2 separate regions of the Homo sapiens genome follow, and region 1 is linked to region 2. Evidence: chromatin loops called from intact Hi-C (ENCODE). Cell type or tissue: dorsolateral prefrontal cortex. All regions are shown on one strand. Each heading gives the region's core, and the rest is flanking DNA. Links, peaks and the distances in the headings are about the cores only. Region 1 overlaps MED27 (mediator complex subunit 27). Region 2 holds the start of NTNG2 (netrin G2).

Evidence for each region. Peaks named below come from ENCODE experiments on the same cell type or tissue, not always from the same donor. Only the 100,000 strongest peaks of a DNase experiment are listed, where the experiment ranks them.
Region 1: it touches region 2 in a loop (2.1-fold over the local background); 5 of 110 quality-filtered maps call a loop at or near these places.

What each region holds. Positions count from the first base shown.
Region 1 is chr9:132,014,304-132,022,303 of GRCh38, forward strand. MED27 (mediator complex subunit 27) reads right to left here. Exons shown (of 8, transcript NM_004269.4): 3 at 34-164. Among named protein-coding and RNA genes, the nearest start is that of MED27, 62 kb to the right of the region's middle. In dorsolateral prefrontal cortex, for the core only: CTCF peaks have their summits at 4,718 and 4,917; a DNase peak (open chromatin) is centred at 4,788; H3K27ac peaks cover 787 bases.
Region 2 is chr9:132,161,764-132,173,228 of GRCh38, forward strand. NTNG2 (netrin G2) reads left to right here and starts at 295. Exons shown (of 8, transcript NM_032536.4): 1 at 295-476; 2 at 4,586-5,281. The coding sequence starts at 5,069. RefSeq lists enhancers at 7,769-8,526, 8,527-9,284. In dorsolateral prefrontal cortex, for the core only: CTCF peaks have their summits at 5,129, 5,456 and 8,214 (motif pointing right); DNase peaks (open chromatin) are centred at 6,798 and 8,208; H3K4me3 peaks cover 915 bases; H3K27ac peaks cover 1,232 bases.

The sequences.
Region 1 (8,000 bases), core at 1-8,000, 150 kb before region 2:
GTACTAAAGTAATTTTTCAAATCCATCACTCACTGAGGTGGTAGGACAAGAGTTGTGGGCTGAGCCTTTGGTCTACGTTTGGCAGATACTCCCATCTGATTAGCGGAACGCTTCAATGACTGCTGATTTAAAAGGCCAGATGCTAGTCCTGCATGGTACTGCAACTGCAGAGAAAAACAAAACAAAAGGGGAAGAAAAATAGCATTTGGTAAAAGTAGGACAAATGGTATTAAACTAGCAATGCTTGATAATCTTATCCCCTTAGAACATTTTAAGTAACTTCAAATACAACTGCTCACATTCTGCTTCAAGGAATTTACCCATAAAAAGATAATCAGACAAACAGGAAACAAAACAAGAACAAGACTGTTCATCACAGCATTACCTCATGATGAAAAACTGGAAGCAGTCGGAATGTCCAACAACTGACTGTGAAATTGATTAAAATAGAGAAAGAACTTCACAACACCATTTTGTTGAATTAAAAGAAAAAAGGTTCCATTGTAAACAGAGAGGCACTTTAAAAAATGTTCTCTAAAATGCTAACTGTATTTTTCAGTAGTAGAATTCGAGTGATTTTTACTTTCTTCTTTATTTTTGACTACTATTCATATGCTTTATGTAAATGGTTTTAAAGCCTACGTAATTTTTTAATAAGAAAATCCAGAGGTTTTCCTTAGAGACAAAGTTAGTTCTGGGAAGTCTTGCTACCACCATATCTTGCTTATAATAAAAACCATAGAATTTGTAGTCTACCGCAGTACACCATGACCACGACATGGCTTATCATACACAGATTCAAACATACTATCAGTCTGCATTCAGAACCACTGAGCTATCTTTTCAATGGTTAAATTACAAATATCAATCATAAGAACAAGCTTATGAATATATCTTACAACAATGTATACAAATGGATATAGGCTCATTGAAAAGAATCGAATGGAGAAGCCAATTTCAAGTCCATGGACATGCAATTGGAACAATGTCATGGAGGTAAGGAAGCAGCATGCTTTAAATGTGTCTGGTGCCAGCATCCCTTACTTGATCCCTGGACAAACTGCTGAGCTTCATGGTGACTTAGGATAGATAACTTTACTTCTCTATACTTCAGTTTCTTATTGGGAAAGAGAAATGATACTGCCCAGTTCTAAACCAAACAAAACTTTGAATTCTAATTTACGTAAAATATAATATGCACATTTAAAGTGAACAGTTTAATGAGTTTTGACAAATGTATATACCTGTATAACTACCACCCCAAGCAAGACAAAGCAACTTTCCATCATTACAGAAAGCTCATTTGTGCCCTAACGCAGTCAATCCCCTTAGCACCTAACATCAGGAAATTCTGATTTAAAATATAACTCATCATTCTCACTCCTTGCTAAATGAAGTTTATATCCAATTTGACGTGTGACAATAACTTTTAGCTTCCCTTTCTAATTCTATACTTTTGTATTTTAGATCATAAGAGTTGTCATCAATATCGCTATAATAAAATTATCCTTGAAAGGTATCCCAATTTTGAGCAGATGTAAATAAAAGATTCACATGTGAAAATGCCAAGCTAAGAACTTGGATAGAGACCATTTATAACATCCAATATGTTTCTTCCTCTCTTCTCAGATTAAGCAAGGTCTTTCAAACATTTATTTAGAATTATCTAAACATACAAATAGTAATTCATTCTAAAGCTCTGAATCAATTTCTTCTCAAAATGCTCTTCCAAGGCACAGATTTTCTTTGCCGAGTCAGCTGCATTACAGCTCACGGTAATGAAACTGGCGACCACCATATAAAAGGGGCTGGGCCTTGGATGCAAAGGGCAATAATGTTCTGAAAAATAAATGGCCTCACCTAAAGCCATAGGGCTGCATGCAAATAGAGAGCAAAGACAACAAAACCAATTGAAATGATCTGCTCCTGGAAAGTGGCTATAAAAATGAGGCTATCCAGTGATCCAGTATGACAGAAGTATCTGTGTTTGGAGCATCCGTACTGCTTTTTAACAGGCTCTTGATTTACTTGGTCGATTTGCTGTGGGAGCCTTACAGGTGCCCAATACAAGACAAACATACATCACATTCATAATAAAGATGGAGCTCTTTTCAGGGTAGAAAGGGGGGAGCATAATTTGGCTCTAACAACTCATCTTAGACCAATGAATTTTCCTCAAATTTGTTTTTTTCCTACAGATTTCTTAAATGGGAAATCAATGGAGGCAAGGGACAGTACAAGTTTGAAAGACAATGTTTCAAAATGTCAGCTACTTGGGTTTCGATCTTCCCTGCCAGAATTTGCAATGAGTGCAATATGCATGGGGCTTTATGGAATTACAGGGAAAGACAGCTTGGCAGGGGCCTCCTCCTGGCTCAAGGAATCGACTCTCCTTTTGGCTTTCCTCCTTTGTATTTACTAGGGTCCATGCAAGCTCAGCCATTCCAGCCCTGCTGACTCTTTGAGTGGAGGAGGCCTGCTAACTATGCAGAGTGGCAGGGTGATTTTGCCCACCCGGCATCATTTTGATCATTTGCTCAAACAAACAAACAAACAAAAACCCAAAACAGCAGAAATGTACGCTAACTGCTATCTGTCTTTTAAAGGGTTCCTCTGAAACCTCAACCATCTTGGATGCTCTCAGTGTACAGTGCACCTCTAACAGCACACATAGGTGGAAGGACTCTTCTTCCCCCAAAACAAAATCTGCCCTTGAGAGCTGACTCATAAGGATTAAGCAGCACTTGTTAATCATATATATGTATCCCAGTTTCCAGGAACACGGCTCTGACTGTCAAGATCTATAAGGGGCCCATTAAATATTTACTGAACCACCTTTATAATGGGAGAAAAGGTCAAAGTTAATAAAACTGACAGGCAGCTCCTGTCCAACTGGATTATACATTATTTAAGCACCAAAACTCCATTCCATGCAACACAGTTTAGATCTGAAGAGGCTCCTGGAAAATGTTCACTCAGCCAATGGTTCTAAAACAGCAGAAGGGAGTTCAGAGTGAATCTACAAATTAACATTAGAAACATATAACTCCCCAAAATACCGCCATAAGTTCTCAATTACAGGTTCTGTAATATTTTCTATAAAAATATATTTCAATAAACATACTTCTCTCCAAATGTCTGCAGCATGGAAACAAGTCTATTTCAAAAAGCAACTTATCAAAGTTCTATTGTGATTTTTCTATCAAAGATCCTCCACTAACCGGGAGGAATAAAAATGAAAGAAGGAGAGAAATGATCTATTCTTTTAACTTTCATATCTTACAAGTGCGGGGAATGGGAGTGTTTATGTGCTGAGTTGGAGGGGAAGGTTCGTGATTTACTGTTAAGTTACTGCTCCACAGGAACAGCCATTTCCGTGTTGCAGTGTTCTCTGGATTTTTTAGAGTATTTCTCTCAGTTACAATTTCACTATCCATTAATTTCCACTTTCTATTTTCTATGAATGACCTAGGATTTTTCTATCAGTTCTCAACCTAAAGCCCTTTCTAACCAATTATATCTACTAATTACCTCTATACCTGAGAAAATTTTAACAATTAATAATGGTCTGAGGAAAGACCAATTAAAATTAGGAAAACTTTGATCTACTGAATCGTTTTTAAAATAATGCTGTTTTAGTCTTATTGAACACGTAAGAGGCTCCAAGTTGTCAGGCAGGGTCCTGACGAAATGTAAGTGGGAGAGGAAGCGCCTCTGTAACCAGCAGCCTCTTTGGAAATGTGCTCCTGGGCTTTGCTGCTACCAAACTGGGTGACCTTACACATCTCCTGTCCCTCTCTAGAAAATATGCATGACATTTTCTCTGAGGACCCCCAAACTCTAAAATTCAATTCCTTTGTATTTCTAAAGGTAGAAAGGTATTTGATGTGAAGGAATGTCCCTACAACATTAATACAAGAGACTTAACAAATCTTTTTCTGTTGGATAGCCAAGGTCTTTACAGAATCCTCTTTTAAAGAGTCCAAACTACTGGGAGTCCAAATTCAATTAGCTTTAATACGCTTCAAATTACAAATAACAACAAATACTGGAAGCAAATGATATAAAAGGAAATGATAAAAACAGGATTCAAATGCAAAGTTTCTGACTTAAATCTTGAGTTCAAGAAATCAGATGAGCAATCACCCCTCTCCCGTTCATTCTCCACTTGCATGATGTCTTCTGCATTGTTCTGAATGCTTCTACCCGCCCCAAAATATTCATAGGTTAATGTTTTGCACTGGACCAAAGTTTGAAAAGAGAACAGAAGGAAATTCATCACACCGATCATGTTCAATATACTAATGAAGCCAGTGGCATTCAATTAGGCCTAGTACTTAAAAGCTGAAGTGTATGCTGGAGCCTCCCTGGGGTCCCTGCTACAGCATCCCATCATATGCAGCACTGCTCTACCCTTGCCATCTGGCCCGAATCCCACTTTAAGAGAACCTGACATTTGAAAACCTCAAAACTTATAAGCCAGATCAATCAAGATTTGATTCTTCTCACTATGAAAATCACTATTCCTTTCTCAAGATTCACCAAAGGCTTCTTTAAGGGTAAAGGGGAAAAAAGAGCTCTCCTGGACGTAAGTTATGATTCACTTTATTTTTTTTTTAAATCACTTTGCATATAATTACATATAAAGGCAAAGAATGGCATAGAATTAAGTTATAATAAATTCTGTCTGGCTTAGACCAGAGGACCCACAGGAGGGCAGAAGAGATCAAGGGGGTAGGGAGCCCCACCATCTCCTCTGCCAGTCACTCTAGGCCAATTTCCTTCTCCAAGCACAAAGCTCCGGTCTGTACTGGGAAAAACGCCCAGAAAAGACAGCCTTGTGTTATTCCTGGGTCTGGGAGTGAAGCTGCCACCCAGGGAGTCTTATCTCTAGGGCACAGACCTTGTTATTGATGACTCTATTCTGTACAATGTCCAGGATAGTGCATTGAATACAGGTGATGCTAATGAATTTGTCAGCTAACAAGTAGACTGGCAGATTCATGGGAATGCTGGCTTGGCTTGGCACTGCAACCAATCTAGAACAGACTGCCTCCATCTGACAGTCCTCTTATGGCTGGCCTCTTACGAAAGCAAACACACTGCTTTCTAGGTGCTCACTGTCAAGATAGAACCACAGAAGAAACCTTTTTTCCTCTTATTCCAGTTGCCCAGAAAGTGGGTATGTTCACAGGCTTGAGCTTGGACCAAGCTCAAAAGAAAAGGGGTCCATAGGGACTGCCCCTAGATGACTTCAAATCACAGAATTTAACAATAGAGAAAGGCCAAAGTAGATGCCAATCTTCCCCCCTACCCACAACCCCATTTCACATGAGAGGAGATGCCAGCCTTAAAGAGGTCACTGACCTCAGGTCACACCATTCGCAGGAGGACGGTGGGCCATACAGGGTTTGCCTTAATAGCTCTGTCCCGCGGGGATAGGTATGCTGCATCTTTCTAACTGGAGGTACTGATGTTTATCTTCCCTTCGGCAACAGAACACAGCGATCCCCCCTGGATGAGAGCTGGCCCATGCCAAGCAGGCAGCCACGTTCCCATCACCAGCCTCTCCTGGCTCCTGCTTGTCATGATAGAACTCTTCACTCTGCCCTCCTGCAGGCGCTGAGACGTTGCATGCTTTTCCCTCCCACTGACTCCAGTCATGTGTTAGGTGGTGAGTTTGAAGAAGTTTTAAACTCTGTTGTCTTCAAGTTTTAATATTCACAGTTAAATACTTTAGAGAAAAGAAATCAAGAAACCATAGTTTCATCAGAAAATCTAAATTCCAGATGCACAGTGGCATGTTGAACCTTCCTAGCAGTTTTGATATGGCTGTGTCACAGAGCAGTTGTGCTTCTGTCTAACGGGTTTCTAGGAGATTCCACATGTATACTCTGTTTCTACTGAAGAATTCTCTTTGCAAATGTATGTTATATATAATGATAGCAAGCAAGGACACCAGTGCCACTTCCCCTGTAGATCACTGACCAAAACAGCCAGAGGTGGCTGGCGTAAGTGCACTGAAAATCCTTCCAATGTATAACAGAACACACCAAAGCCCACAGCCACAACCTAAGGACCCATGACACCTGGAACAATCCACACTGTGTACACCTGAATCAAGTCACACCCCATACAGCTGGGATGTGTGTTGCGACACTGCAAGGTAGGGTGCTAATCTGAGAGTCTCACATAGTCATGTTTCCCCAGACCATTAAGCTTTCAACTAGAACTAAGATTTCTGCAACATCAGGAAACTTTGTCACCACTGTGAGTTGCAAGGACCTTTGCCCCTCATTACTGAAATATGTTTTGTTTCCAGCTAATGAGAAAGAATCATGTATTACAATAGAGTTCTGGTTCTTCTTTTGAACATAACTCCAAGCAAAAAACAGGCAAGCTTGTCTGGTATTATCTGTGCCAAGGAAAACAGCTACAGAAAAATACCATAAATCTAATTGTTTTGCTTGGGTTTTAATCTAAATATCAGATGATGATATTAGCTTCTTTCCTCCTTTTATCTCCTAATGCTTCTTTCAAATAGCCAATAGTTTAGAAAAAAACACCTTAGACTTGAGCTTTTATGGGTAAATAATCTTTTTACTTGGTCAAAACAGCATCAATAAACCATAAGAAGGAAGCCTCCAATTTACTTGCCTATTTGTTCTCTCCTGGAAGCTCGGTTTCACAGCTCCTTCAATTACTAGGAAAGCAGGACAGCAAATCAGGGCTGCGCTTCCTGCTCCACTGTGGCATTATTTATATGCTAAATGCCATTTGAGTTTCTTTCTTCCCTACATATTAGTGCTCAAATGTCCAAACTTCAAAAGCTATCCAAGAAGTAAACAGAGACGATGGATAGCAGCCCTTTTCTTTCTTAAATATCTGTAATGGTTAGGGTTGTTTAGATTGTTCTACTGCAACTCCCCAGAATTTGCACCTTTATTAATAGGACTTTCTCCACAACTGCTCCTGTTTACACTACAGCTGTATGCATGTTATCATCCTTCAAAGGTGCCAGTCCAATAGAAGGAGAATGACTCACATATCTGAATGAATTCACTAACAAAGCAAACTAAAATGTGGCTAACAATGGAAGAAACAACCATCATAGGGATTATTATTTGTAAAGGGAAAGAGAAAGACAACAGAAGAAAGGGAAAAAAAGGGAAGATGAGCAGCTAAGAAAAGACAGACGAGGGTATATAAAAATTGGTGTTTTCCTGTCTCCCAGGAGCCCCCTCTCACTTCACACCAGGTGCTCACCCCATCTGCCTTGCATGGTCTGAGAGAGCAATGGACAGGGTCATAAAGAAAGATCATGTTGGAGAGTCACCTGGTGTCAGGGGTTGAACGTTTTTGTCTCCCCAAAATTCTTCTGTTTCAATACACATTGGCCTAATTCCCAATGTGATGGTATTTGAAGCTGGGGACTTTGGGAGATAATCAGGTTTAGATAAGGTCATGAGGGTGAAGGCCCCATGATGGGATTAATGCCCTTATAGGAAGAGGAAGAGGAAGAGATCAGATTTCTCTCTCTCCACCATGTGAGGATATAGCAAGAAGGTGACCATCTGCAAACCAGGAAAAGAGCCCTCACCAGACACCAAATCTGCCAGCAACTTGACCTTGGACTTTCCAGCCTTCTGAACTGTGAAAAATAAATGTTTGTTGTTTACCCCAGTCTATGGCATTTTATTACAGTGGCCTAAACTAAGACACATGGCCACTTAAGAAGATGCAGGCCAAAAATATAAATAGGATCAATGCAAAATTTGACAACACAGTAATGAGAGCATCATGACAGATTATTGACAGGCGGTGACAATGAATGAGAATATGCCCTCTGAAGAGGGACAACATGGTGGGCTATCTTGTTTGCCTATGTTTCTACTGGGGGAAGAAGGCCACGTCAGATGCACCATCATGTTCTTGTCACCAGCTAAGGTTGAACCACCCCAGAATCCTTATCCATTTGCATATTATACTTCTGGACTCAA
Region 2 (11,465 bases), core at 3,466-11,465:
GGAGTGCAGGGGGGCAGTGAAGCGCCCGCCATCTGGCCCGCGCCGCGCCGGGGGGATGCCCCGGCTCCCCGACGAGACGCCGCGAAGCCCACCCGGGCCGGGGGCTGCCCGGCGCCCGAGCGCGGGTCCTCCCCGGGCCGCCCAGGGGGGCCAAAAAGTTTGCACTTGTTAGCGGCGACCTCCCGCTCAGCCCGGGCGGGCGATGCGGGCGGCGCGGGCGGCCCCCTCCCCCGGCCCGCGTCTCCGGGACGGCTGCGGGCGGCCCCCCCGGCGGCCGGAGGGCTCCCTGGCCCCGATCTGACGGCGGCGGCGGCGGCGGCCACAGCGGCGGGAGCGGCGCGGGGAAGGAGCAGCGGCTCGCAGCCCTCGGCCCGCGCCCCCACCCAGCGCCAGCCCGAGGGGGGAGGCGCAGCGCCGGAGGGTGGCGGTCCTCGGCCCTCCCAGGTCTCCGCGCCGGGAAGCCGCTCCGAGCCGGGGTAAGGCGGGCGGGGAGAGCCCGGGAGGCGGGCGGGGGGAGAGGCTGCAGCTTGGCCAGGCCGGTTTCATTTTTAAAGGGCTTCGGTGACCATGCAGGCTTGCCCGGGCCCGGGAGCCACTTACAGCGGCCCGGCAAAGGCTCGGATGCAAAAGTTGTTTGGTGGCGGCTGCTACGAGCTGAGAACTGGAGTCGCCCCAGAGGGGTGTGTGAGGGTGCGTTCTTAGCAGCATCTTAAAGGGGTAGCTTGTCTTTCTGGCCAGCTTCCCCCGGGTCCTTTCCGTCGTGTGTGTGAGAGTGTGTGTGTGTGTGTGTGTGAGAGAGAGACAGAGTGTGTGTGTGTGTGTGTGTGTGTGTGTGTGTGTGTGTGTGTGTGTGTCGGGGAGGGATGTTGCAAGGATGCTCGGATGTGTCTCGGAAAAGGAAACTAACCCTGCTCCCGCGCCTCTCCCCCACCCCAATTCCACCGCCACCGCTTAGAGCCACCCCCATCCCGTGCCCTCCCATCTCTCTGCAAACTGGGAGCCTGTGAGTTGCACAGAGAAACTCCCGGCCAGTCCGGCTGGAAACTTCTCCCGGCGCCGGGAGGGGGTCGGGAGGTGAGGGGGCGCAGGCACTGGTTTGGGGCCGGCGTGGAGTCGAACCTGGAACTGAGCGGCGCGCAGGTGGGGGGAGCAGAGGCGGCGGGAAGGCGGGAAGAGAGGACCGCGGGCTCGCGGGGTCCGCCCGCTCCGGAGTAAGTTGGCCGTCTGGGCTGGGGGCGGCGGCGGCCGGGTCGCCACAGGCGGCAGCGCCGGGGCAAAGGATACAGCCAGTTCCTGGGCGCCCTGCTCTGTGTCTTTTAATTAAGAGAGGCAGTGCCGAAAAAGGGGGCGCCTCAGTCCCGGCCGGGCCTTTATTACGGGCTTAATTATTAATTGCTGCCGTGGCTTGCACGCAACTTTGGGAAGACGAAAAGCAGCTGCGGGGCTGCCGGGTCGTCGGTGTCCTAGGCACAGGGCTCGCAGCCGGCCCGAAGCACTGACTCGACCCTGGCCCCGGCCTCGACCCCGCCCGCGGCCCGCCGGGACCCACCCGGGAGCTGCTGCTCGCGCCCCGCCTCCCGCGCCCAACTTTCCAGGGCTCCCGCGGGCGGGGACCCAGGGGCCGGATAAAGGGCCCGCTCCGGAGCGGGGGGACACCCGGGCCGCCGGAATTAAGAGGCCCGCCGAGGCTACAGTGAGCGCGGGGCGCCCGCTGGACCCCGCCCGGGGCAGAGGACGGGAAGGTGACCCCGCCGGCCAAGCTCCCTTTCCCTCCCGGCAACCGCCACTCTCCCCTGAAAGCAGATTTCACCCCCCTCTGCCGCCCCTGCCGAGGAGGGAGAGGGAACCCCGGGGTGGGCTGAGTATCCCCCCTAGCCCCGGGAGCCCCCAGCGCCCTCCCTCCCGTGCCCCCAGGGGCCCCGCGCCCGCCGCGGCAAGTTTCCCACACGGCGAGGGCGCAGCAGGCAACTCCAAGAGGAACCTGCTGGCGAGCCCAGCCAGCTCGGGAGGCGCTAATTCAATAAGACAGAGAAATCTGAGTTCAGAAATCCTGATAAAATCTAATTTTCGAGTTTTAATACCCTGGCTATCAGCCCCCCTTGGTTCCTGAGGACTCTTAAAAGAAAATAAAGCACATTGATTCTATTTGTTTCTGGGAGCTGCAGTTTCTTAATAATATCAGGTGAAGATAAATTTTCCACGGAGAAAACGATCCTCCGGGATGCAGCTTCTTACTCTGAAAATTTCCCTGCCGACTCCTCACTCTCTGCGCTCCTCCTCGTTATCCGGGGACTCCTGCCTCTCTTCCCCCTTCTCTTTTTTCTTTTTGGCAGAACCCGCCTGCAATATTCGTGTGCTGAGCTCGTAATTCCCCCTGCGATGCCAGCAACGCCCAATTGATTGACTAGTTGTAAACACATTTTTCCCCTGGCAGATTTTGTTGTTGTTAGGGTTTTTTAAATTTATTTATTTTCCAGGGAATGCGTGGCATTTAAACCAACAGGACTGCAATTAATAGATTTGCGAGTTGCGCCGCGCGCGCCGCTCGCCCCAGCCTCCCGGCCTCCGGGCCTCGCTGCCTCCCCGCGCCCGGCGGCGTCCAGCGCCCTGCAAGCCCCGAGCAGCCGCGGGTCCTGCAGCTGAAGGAAGGTTGCAGCTGCGCCCTCCTTGCAAGCCGCAGCCCGGCGTCCTGGTTGTCCCAGCAGCCAGGAGATCCCTACCTGTTAGTGAACAGTTAGGAGTCGACTGCTGGAAGAATTAATTAGGAACGTGCTGTGCTCTGGGCAGCGCGAGCTCGGGTAGAGGCATCCAAACCTTTGCCGGCGGCGCTATTTTATTTTTACTACATTTTCTCAGGTTGCAAAAATAGACACCGGGCACGTTCTGTCTTAGAGTTTTCTAGCAAGGAGCGCCTTCAAGGCCAGGCAGGCTCTGTAACAGGTTCCCCTTTAAACAGCCAGAGGTGAGACGGGGAAAATGGTCCTGGCTGGGTTCTCGTTCATCTCCATCAGCAGTCCTTCACCCAGAGAGAGGGGCAGGGGTCGCCCTAACTCAGATGAATGAGTCCCATGCCTGGAGCCCTGGGGCCCTGGCTGGGGGCTGCTCCGAGCCTGAGGTGCTCAGGGCGCTCAGGGCAGCAAGTGTCCGCCACTTCGGTTTGTCATTTTTGGCAGGAGCGTTTTTCTGTCTGGGTGGAGAATGGAGTTTCACGGAAACACAGTTAACTCTTCAGGGGCCTTGCAAGTACAGGAGGTGAAGAGGATGTCAGGGGAGAGCCAGGTCCAGACTGGACATTTGGGGTGGTTTGGGAAATCAAATGCAATCATCGAAGACATATTAACCAGAATAATTAATCATGCAGGCACTTTTTTACTGCAGTAACCTTTGCCCTATTGGCCAATATTTTTGGCCAGAATCCCATGCTGGCTGGACTTGGATTCTCCGGGTGACGTATCCAGTGTCTGGAACACACCACAGTACTGCAGTCGTGTTATTTCCCAATGTAACATTCATGTAACTGGTATCTATTTTGATATAATATATTAATTATATCTATTTTGATTTTAAATAATTAACAGAAGCTTAAAATAGCACAGCAATAATCGTAATTGTAACCCATTTATAGACCTACCCTCTAAGAATGATTTGCAAAATGCTGGCCTTGATCAGAAAAATCTGAACTCACAAAGCATTGTTACCTCTTTGGCAGTCTTCAATATCCCTAGTTTCTTACAGTTAAAAAAAATTAAATTTGCCATTTCAGATTGTGCCTATGATTGGGGGGCTGTTTCTCAGTGCCTGGCTCTTCATGGTTGGCCAGCACGTGGAGCACTCTGTTCATCTGTACATATAGGTATGGGTCCATCTGCACCTATAGTTACATGCTCATCTTTGCCTTTAACAACTTTGACATTCTGACTTGACAGTCATGGTATTTTAAAGCAACCATTAAATCTTGGCTCCTGGGGATGCTTTTGAAAGTCTCTGACCCCCAAGCCGGGGCACTTCTGCTGAACTAACACTCCCATAAATGAGAAAAAAATGCATCACCTTTTAAATAACATGCCCGATCTCCAAATGTGCAACTCTGATATTAATAAAAATAACCCAGTTTTCTCGGGAGACTTTGCTAATGCAGCCTCATTTTTTGCACATTTTGCCGGAGAGCTTTTGTTCTTATACGTCTCTATTCTCCCCCTCTTTAATTTGTTGCAGGTGTTGTTGCTAATGAGCTCTCTCTCTCTCCTCCCCTCTTACAATGAAAGACAAGTCAGACCCCAGGTACCTGGATGGATTGAGAGCTGAGATCTCAGAAACTTCATAATAAGTTGCCGATGGCTACCAGCCAAGGTCAGCTGGGCCCCATTAGTGCCGGCCCCCACCAAAGCAGAACCAAATAGCCTTCTCCCCAGTGAACACCTCAGTAGCTTTTCATTCTAGTCCAGTCACACAGCTGTTGCCACCTTAAGCTCATATGAAAGAAATCTCTTTTATTGGTCTGAGAACCCAAGTCCAGTCCCAAAGAGGGAACATGTTTCCAGCTAACATGCCCACCTCCTGATTTTATTTTATCTTTACAACGCAGGCTGGAGGGTTGTTTTGCCGTTGTGTTGAGCACGTCACCCATTAAGAGCCCTTTAAAGACCTGGATTGATTGGAAGGACAAAAATTAAAAGCAATCTGATCCAGCCTCATGCAGGATCCCTGCGGATTTTCTCCTTATCCCATTTCCATCCACTGTCACAATTTGAGAATCTGCCTGATTTGATCAGATTCACCTCCAGGGGAGGTGTGATACCAGGGTTAGGAGGACGTGAAGTTATGGGCAACTTTCTGATCTGTCCATCAGCAGTCTGAGAAACGCTGGCTCTGAATTTTCCGTGTCGGCCTTTTGGAAACAACAAGTTCCTCGCTGTTTGCAAAGCTTCAGTGCTCGGGTCCCTGGGACACCCCGGCCACCCTCGCCTGGTAGATGTGGCATTTCCATGCTGAGGCCGCGAGTCCCGCCTGACCCCGTCGCTGCCTCTCCAGGGCTTCTCTGGGCCGCGCCTCTGCAGACTGCGCAGCCATGCTGCATCTGCTGGCGCTCTTCCTGCACTGCCTCCCTCTGGCCTCTGGGGACTATGACATCTGCAAATCCTGGGTGACCACAGATGAGGGCCCCACCTGGGAGTTCTACGCCTGCCAGCCCAAGGTGATGCGCCTGAAGGACTACGTCAAGGTGAAGGTGGAGCCCTCAGGCATCACATGTGGAGACCCCCCTGAGAGGTTCTGCTCCCATGTAAGTCCACTTACTGCTCTTTTGTTTGCCCAGGCCAAGTGGGAGGAGGTCTGGAGGAGATCCTTGGGGTGGACGAGCAGAGCTGGAGGACTGAGATGCAAGGCTGACTTTCCTGCCTCTTGACCAGGTCTGGACCAGACCTGGACCAGGTCTTTGTCCCACCTTGGAAATGTGTCAAAACAGAGGACACCCTGAGGACACTGGGGTCATGTGACATTGTTCTCTGGGGTAGGGGCATTCTCGGCCAGCTGGCCACTAGTTCAGTTCCCTCGGGAAGCCTATAGTATTCAGCTCCGCAGCCTTCAGGCTAAGCCCCACCTCCTGTGTAGGAAGTCAGCATTCTGGGCGAGTGAGCAAGATGCTACCTGCAACATGATACTGTAAGCTCCCTCTGTTCATCCTTTCTGTGGTGCAACCTCTTAGCCCACTCAATCCAATCCAGCAGACGGTACCATGAAGCTAGAGCATGCCAAGCACTGAGCTGGCCCTTTGCATGGGGAGGTTTGACGGAGGCTCAGAGGGGATTCACGCAGGATGAAGTTGGGGGTTAAGCTGGGACAGACAGTGCAGCTTGGGTCCCCTTCCACTTCCATTCCTACATGCAATGATGGCAGCCCCTGGGTAAGTCGGGGGAAGGCAGACATTCAGGCGTTGTCCCTTGCCTCCCTAGCTAGAGAAGGAGGGGTCCTAGGGGCACGGAGTACTTCAGTACTCAAGTAATGTTAACAGCAACAACAACAGCAGAGATGGTTGCGTGCGAGCTGTCTGAGTGTGTGGGCCGAGCCTGATGCCATTGCGAGGAGTCCTCCCCTCAGCTAGCCAGGTGGATTCTGTGTTGTATAAAGCAGGAGCGTCAGGGGAGGGCTCTGGCCCAGTGACGTCTGTGGGCTTCTGTTCTGTCATCTGCAAAATGGGCACACTAAGAGCACACACTCCTAGGGTCATTGTGAGGAGTTTGTGGTTTAATTAACGTAGGTAAAGTGTTCGGAATAGGACCTGGCACAGAGTAAGTGCACGCAGATGTTAGCCGTTGTCATTCTGGTCATACAGGTGGGGTAACTGAGGCAGCCCAGGGGTGACGGGTAAAGGCATCTGGCCAAGGTCACACTCCAGGAGGTGGCGAAGCTGTGATTCCAGCTTAGAGTGGCTCCAATGTCTCTGAGCTAAGCTGCTTCCCACTGGGCAGTGCTCCGGAGGCCGTCCCTGGCAGGGCAGGGCAGAGCTGGGTAGGGCAGCCAGGCTGCAGAAGCTCACAGGAGGGGCTTGATGCCATCCCCCAGGCAGCTGGTACCTCTGCGTGTCCTTGGAGGAGCCTCCAGGTCTCTGGGTTTGTGGTGGGGCTGACCCGGTGCCCCCACCTCAGAGTCCTGAGGACTTGATCTCATGGGCCGGCTCTGCTCACATCACAGGGCAGTCAGCCTGAGAAGGTAGCTTCTTACTCAGGCTTGTCAGTGGTGATGAGGCTGTCACTGTGGGTGGTGGCTGGGCCAGGGCCAGCTGGGGAGAGAGAGAGGGAGGGAGAGAGGGAAGGAGAAGGCGGCACGAAGCCAGGAGCTGGGGCTGGATAGTCTGTGGCCATAACTGCCCCGGGGACCGCAGGGCCAAGCAAGGGGGCTGGGCTCTGGAAGCCAGGAGGAAGGCCAGGATAGGGGCTGGTACTCAGTCCACATCTCAAAGCCGGTGGGAGGGTTCTCCACACGCTCTCGGGCACGGTCAACCTCTGTCTCTCGTATTAGAGTCTCGACTGTATTTTCTCTCTTAAATATTAATCACTGCCTTAACGTGCTTGGGGGAGCAGCTAAATCATAATTCTAGGACCAGCTTTGGGTCGAGGGCTTGAGGTGGGGAGATGACCCTCAGAGTCAAGTCCGAGGCCCTCTCCTTGCCAAAGCTGTCTAGGGTGTCATTGGCCCTGGACCTCTGCCCTGCCCCCACCCTCAGACAGAGAACCCAGTGCAGTGGGCGGCTGTTCTGGGGAGGTGGTCACCCCTCCCAGTCCCAGTGCCGGCAGAGCCTCATCCCAGGCAGCCAGCCTCAAGCCCTGGGGTCTAGAAGAGTGCTCTCTCCCATCCCCATCCCCTGCTCCTCTCCTGGGCAGACAGGTGGGGAAGGCAGGGGAGAAAGAACAGTCCCTCCACAATCTCCCACATGGGCAAGTCCTCGGCGTCTCGCCACCTGTGTGATGGACTTAAATATTTCATCATGGGCTGCCATCCAGCTCTGCTTTGATTACAAATGTGTGTCCGATGAGGACGGGGAGGCCGCCGTGGCAGGTGGACGGCAGCCTTTTGCAGGGCTGGCTTTTGGAGGGCTGGCTTTGGAGGGCTGGCTTTTGGAGGGGTGGTTTTTGGAGGGGGTGGTTACTTCTAGATAGATCTGGGTTCAAACCCTGATGCCACAGTTTATTGTGGCTTCCCCTGGGAGGGTCCGGGCAGTAGGATGCTCTGAGGTAGGTCCTACTCTAATCTCATTTTTGGGAATAGAAAGTGTTGCCTAAATCCTGCCAACATCACTCCGTTGAGAAGGCAGGCTGGGAACTGCCTGTAGCCAAGGCCCATGCCCACCCACCAGGCGGCACAGCCTCCCCTCTCTCCACTTCTGACCTCTCTGAGTTTCACTGTCTTCCTCTGCCCAGTAGAAACCATAATGTAGGAGTGTCACGGTGCTGGCGGGACGGCACAGCCCGGCCGTGCTGCCGTGGTACGTGCGGACACATAGTAGGTACTCAGTGTGCAATACTAGTCACCAGCTTATCACTGTTGTGATTATGGCCTCGGTGATTTTCCTGGCTTTGCTTCTTCCCCGGGCTCCTTTGCCTCTCCCCAGCCTTGGGGACGCCACGCCTTGTATTGCTAGTCTCTGGCAGCATGTGGAAGATGCAGGCTGGGGGAGCTTCCTCGCCTGCAGCCCCAGCAGCTGTTGTTAACCAGCCACCAGGGGGCGCCCTAATGGCGGCCAGATGCCCACTGCCCCCTTAGCCTTGCCATCGCCCATGGGTCCTTGCTCCCCTTCGCCCCTTCAGTGGCAGGTGCTACGTGTGTCCCAACATCCAGCCCACGGGAGCGCAAGCCCGGCTGCACTCCGAGGGTACAGGAGGGACCCAGGGGCGGACGGCCTTTTCAGATGCGGGGTGCAGACCCTCTCTCTTTCCCAGGCTTCCTGTCCTTCAGCAAGGCCACCTGAGAACTGAATTGTAAATTCCAGCCTTGCAAGGAAGGGGAGGAGGCTGAAAGACAAGATAAATGAATAAATAAAAACCTATTGGCTCTAAATGCACAATGAGAATTAATAGGGATGAGCTCTCAACAGAGGATTCTTGGGCGAGGACAAAATTGCAATGAGGGCTGTGGGAGAAGAGAGGCGGCCCCCACCCACATTCCCAGGGCCTGCCCCTGAGGTCAGCCCAGCAAGGCTGCAGGCCGAGAAGGAGGCAGGAAGGGCGACGGGCAAAGGCATCTCAGCCCCTCACAGGGCAACTGCTGCTTGCAGGACCCTTGGAGATGGGGAGGGCGTGACTGGCATTGGGAGGTGCCCCTTAGCGCTCTGCAAGACACGTCTCCCGCCAGCCACCTGTGGTCCCCGTGAGAGGAAGGGGGAAACCCTTCCTTTGTGCCTTGGAGACAAAAACTAGCCACCCGAGACTCAGGGGTGAGCTGACGAGCAGGTGAGAGAGAGAGAGAGAACTACTGCCCAGGCAGCAGGGTGCCAAGGGAATCCTGCCACTCCCACTCAGAGCAATCGCCTCAGTGCAGCAGCGCTGACCTCACCTTGATAGAGGTGCAGAATCCCAGACCCTGCCCCACAACTGCCGAGCCAGACTCTGCCTTTTAACAGGAAGTCTCTGGAGCGCTGGGGTGGGGTTGGTCCAGGATGGTGGATGAAGCCTGCCGTTGACGAAGGGGCCAGAGGTCTGTGGGTCCCATGGGGTCTGTGCAGGTTAAGAGGAGAGGCATTGCTGAGGGGAGACAGGAGCCAACAGGAGAGCACTAGGGGGTCCTGGGAATGGAGGGATGGAGCTGGGAGCCGAGATTCCCAGATGCGGGCCTTGCTTGCCAAGGCGGGGGGTCTGTGCTTCTGAGCAGGAGCCAGTGGAAGGTTCCAGAGAGAGGCAGCACTACCTCCTGACAAGAGCTACAGGCCTAGAATCTGAAGCCCTGAGCTCACATCCCAGTGTTGTCACTTGGGGGCTGGGTGGTCTGAGGTGAGTCATTCAAATTCTCCAAGCCTCAGTTTCCCTATCTGTAAAAGGGGTATGATCTTCACTGCCTTGCCCACCTCACCGACTTCCTGGGAGAGGAAACGCCTCTCACAACATAACAGAAGGTGCTTGGCAGAGACTGTAAGTTCTTTTCTAGTGTGAGGCTTGAATATTATTGTTTATCCAATCTTGATAAGCTTGACATTTCTACATTGACATGGGTGAACATTCAAATTTCAGCCATGTTGGAGTCTCCAGCATACAGAGGCACCTTGGCTTTGGTGGACAGGAAAGCCAAGGGCAGGCTGTGAACGTGCATCTTTGAACACACATCTTACTCAGTTAGAACCTGCTTTAGCTTCTCTGTGCCTCAGTTTACCCAGCTGCAGAGCAAATGGTTCCATTCCTCCCCCAGGGGGTCTGCTGGGCTGTTGAATGCAGACAGCAGGCAGGTCCTGGAGTCCTTGAGCCACTCCTCACTGTGACATTGAACACCACATGCAGAATCAAGGTCACAGACACTCTGCCTCCTGCCAGACCTTGAGGATCATGAAATGTTTCCATCCAACAATGCAGAGCTGACCGGCCCGATGGCTCTGGCCTCCTTCCCCCTCTGTGTTTCTGGCCCCAGCCTCCCTCCTCTCGCCGTCACAACCCTCCAGTCGGCAGATGTTTCCAGGTATGACCTCATGCCAGGCACAGTTGTGATGGGAAAGTGAGATGACTAGAGATAAATTAAGTGAAAAACAAGAGAAAAACACTACAGACATTGAAGACAATACCCAGCTAACCACAAATGGTGACACCGGGGCCTGATATGATAGGAGCTGGGGAAGGAGGAGGGCGTGCCCCTCCCCATGAACTCTCCGGGCGCTCCAGCCTTGGCCCGTGCTGTCTCCTCCACCCGAATGCCTGCCCCCTCCTTCCTTTCTTTTCAAGGCTTCCGCTTCTACCTGGATAACCCTGGCTCCTTTTTCAAGGTTCAGGTTGGACCCTACCTCCTCCTCCAGGAGGCCTTCTCTGACTCCTTTGCCCAGTGGGGTGAGGAGGCCCTCATTTGGTCATCATCCTGCTTACTGACTGGCCTATCAGTGAAGAGTTCTGGCCCTAGGAATGGAGAGTTTAGAATCCCGTGCTGTGTGATCTCTGATGTGAGACCTAACCTCTCTGAACCTTAGTTTCTCAATGGGAGCTATTAATAGAACGTGCATAGGAGACTGTCATGAGCACGGTGCTTGGCACATAGTAGTTGCTCACTGCGTGCTGGCTGTTGGGACCAATTCTGTAACTTTAGATGTCTGCTTTTCCCCTGGACTGTGAGCTCCTCAAAGGCAGGGCTGTCTCGCTATCTTTGCATCCCCAGCACCTCCCTCTGGACTTGATCAGTGCCCAGTAAGCATTTCCTGAATGAATGGATGCATGGGAGGAAGCATGGTGTGATCCAGGAACGCTTCTCAGAGGAGGCAGGATCAGGGCTGTATTTTTTTTTTTTTTTTTTTTTTTTGGAGTCAAAGTCTCGCTCTGTCGCCCAGGCTGGAGTGCAGCGGCGCAATCTCGGCTCGCTGCAAGCTCTGCCTCCTGGGTTCACGCCATTCTCCTGCCTCAGCCTCCCCAGTAGCTGGGACTACAGGCACCTGCCACCACGCCAGGCTAATTTTTTGTATTTTTAGTAGAGACGGGGTTTCACTGTGTTAGCCAGGATGGTCTCGATCTCCTGACCTCGTGATCCACCCACCTCAGCCTCCCAAAGTGCTGGGATTACAGGAGTGAGCCACTGCACTTGGCCAGGGCTGAGTCTTGAAGGAAAAACTGGGGTTTGGGTCAGGACAGAGGAGACCCTGGAAGCCCCTGCTTCTCTCCACTGCAGTCCCTGTTCTGTGGGATTTGCGATTGGATGAAGCCGGGAGGTTTGCACAACTCTGTCCTTAAGTCAGTTGCAAGTGACTTCGGCACCTGAGCTGCACCAGCCGTTAAAGCCACTCAGTC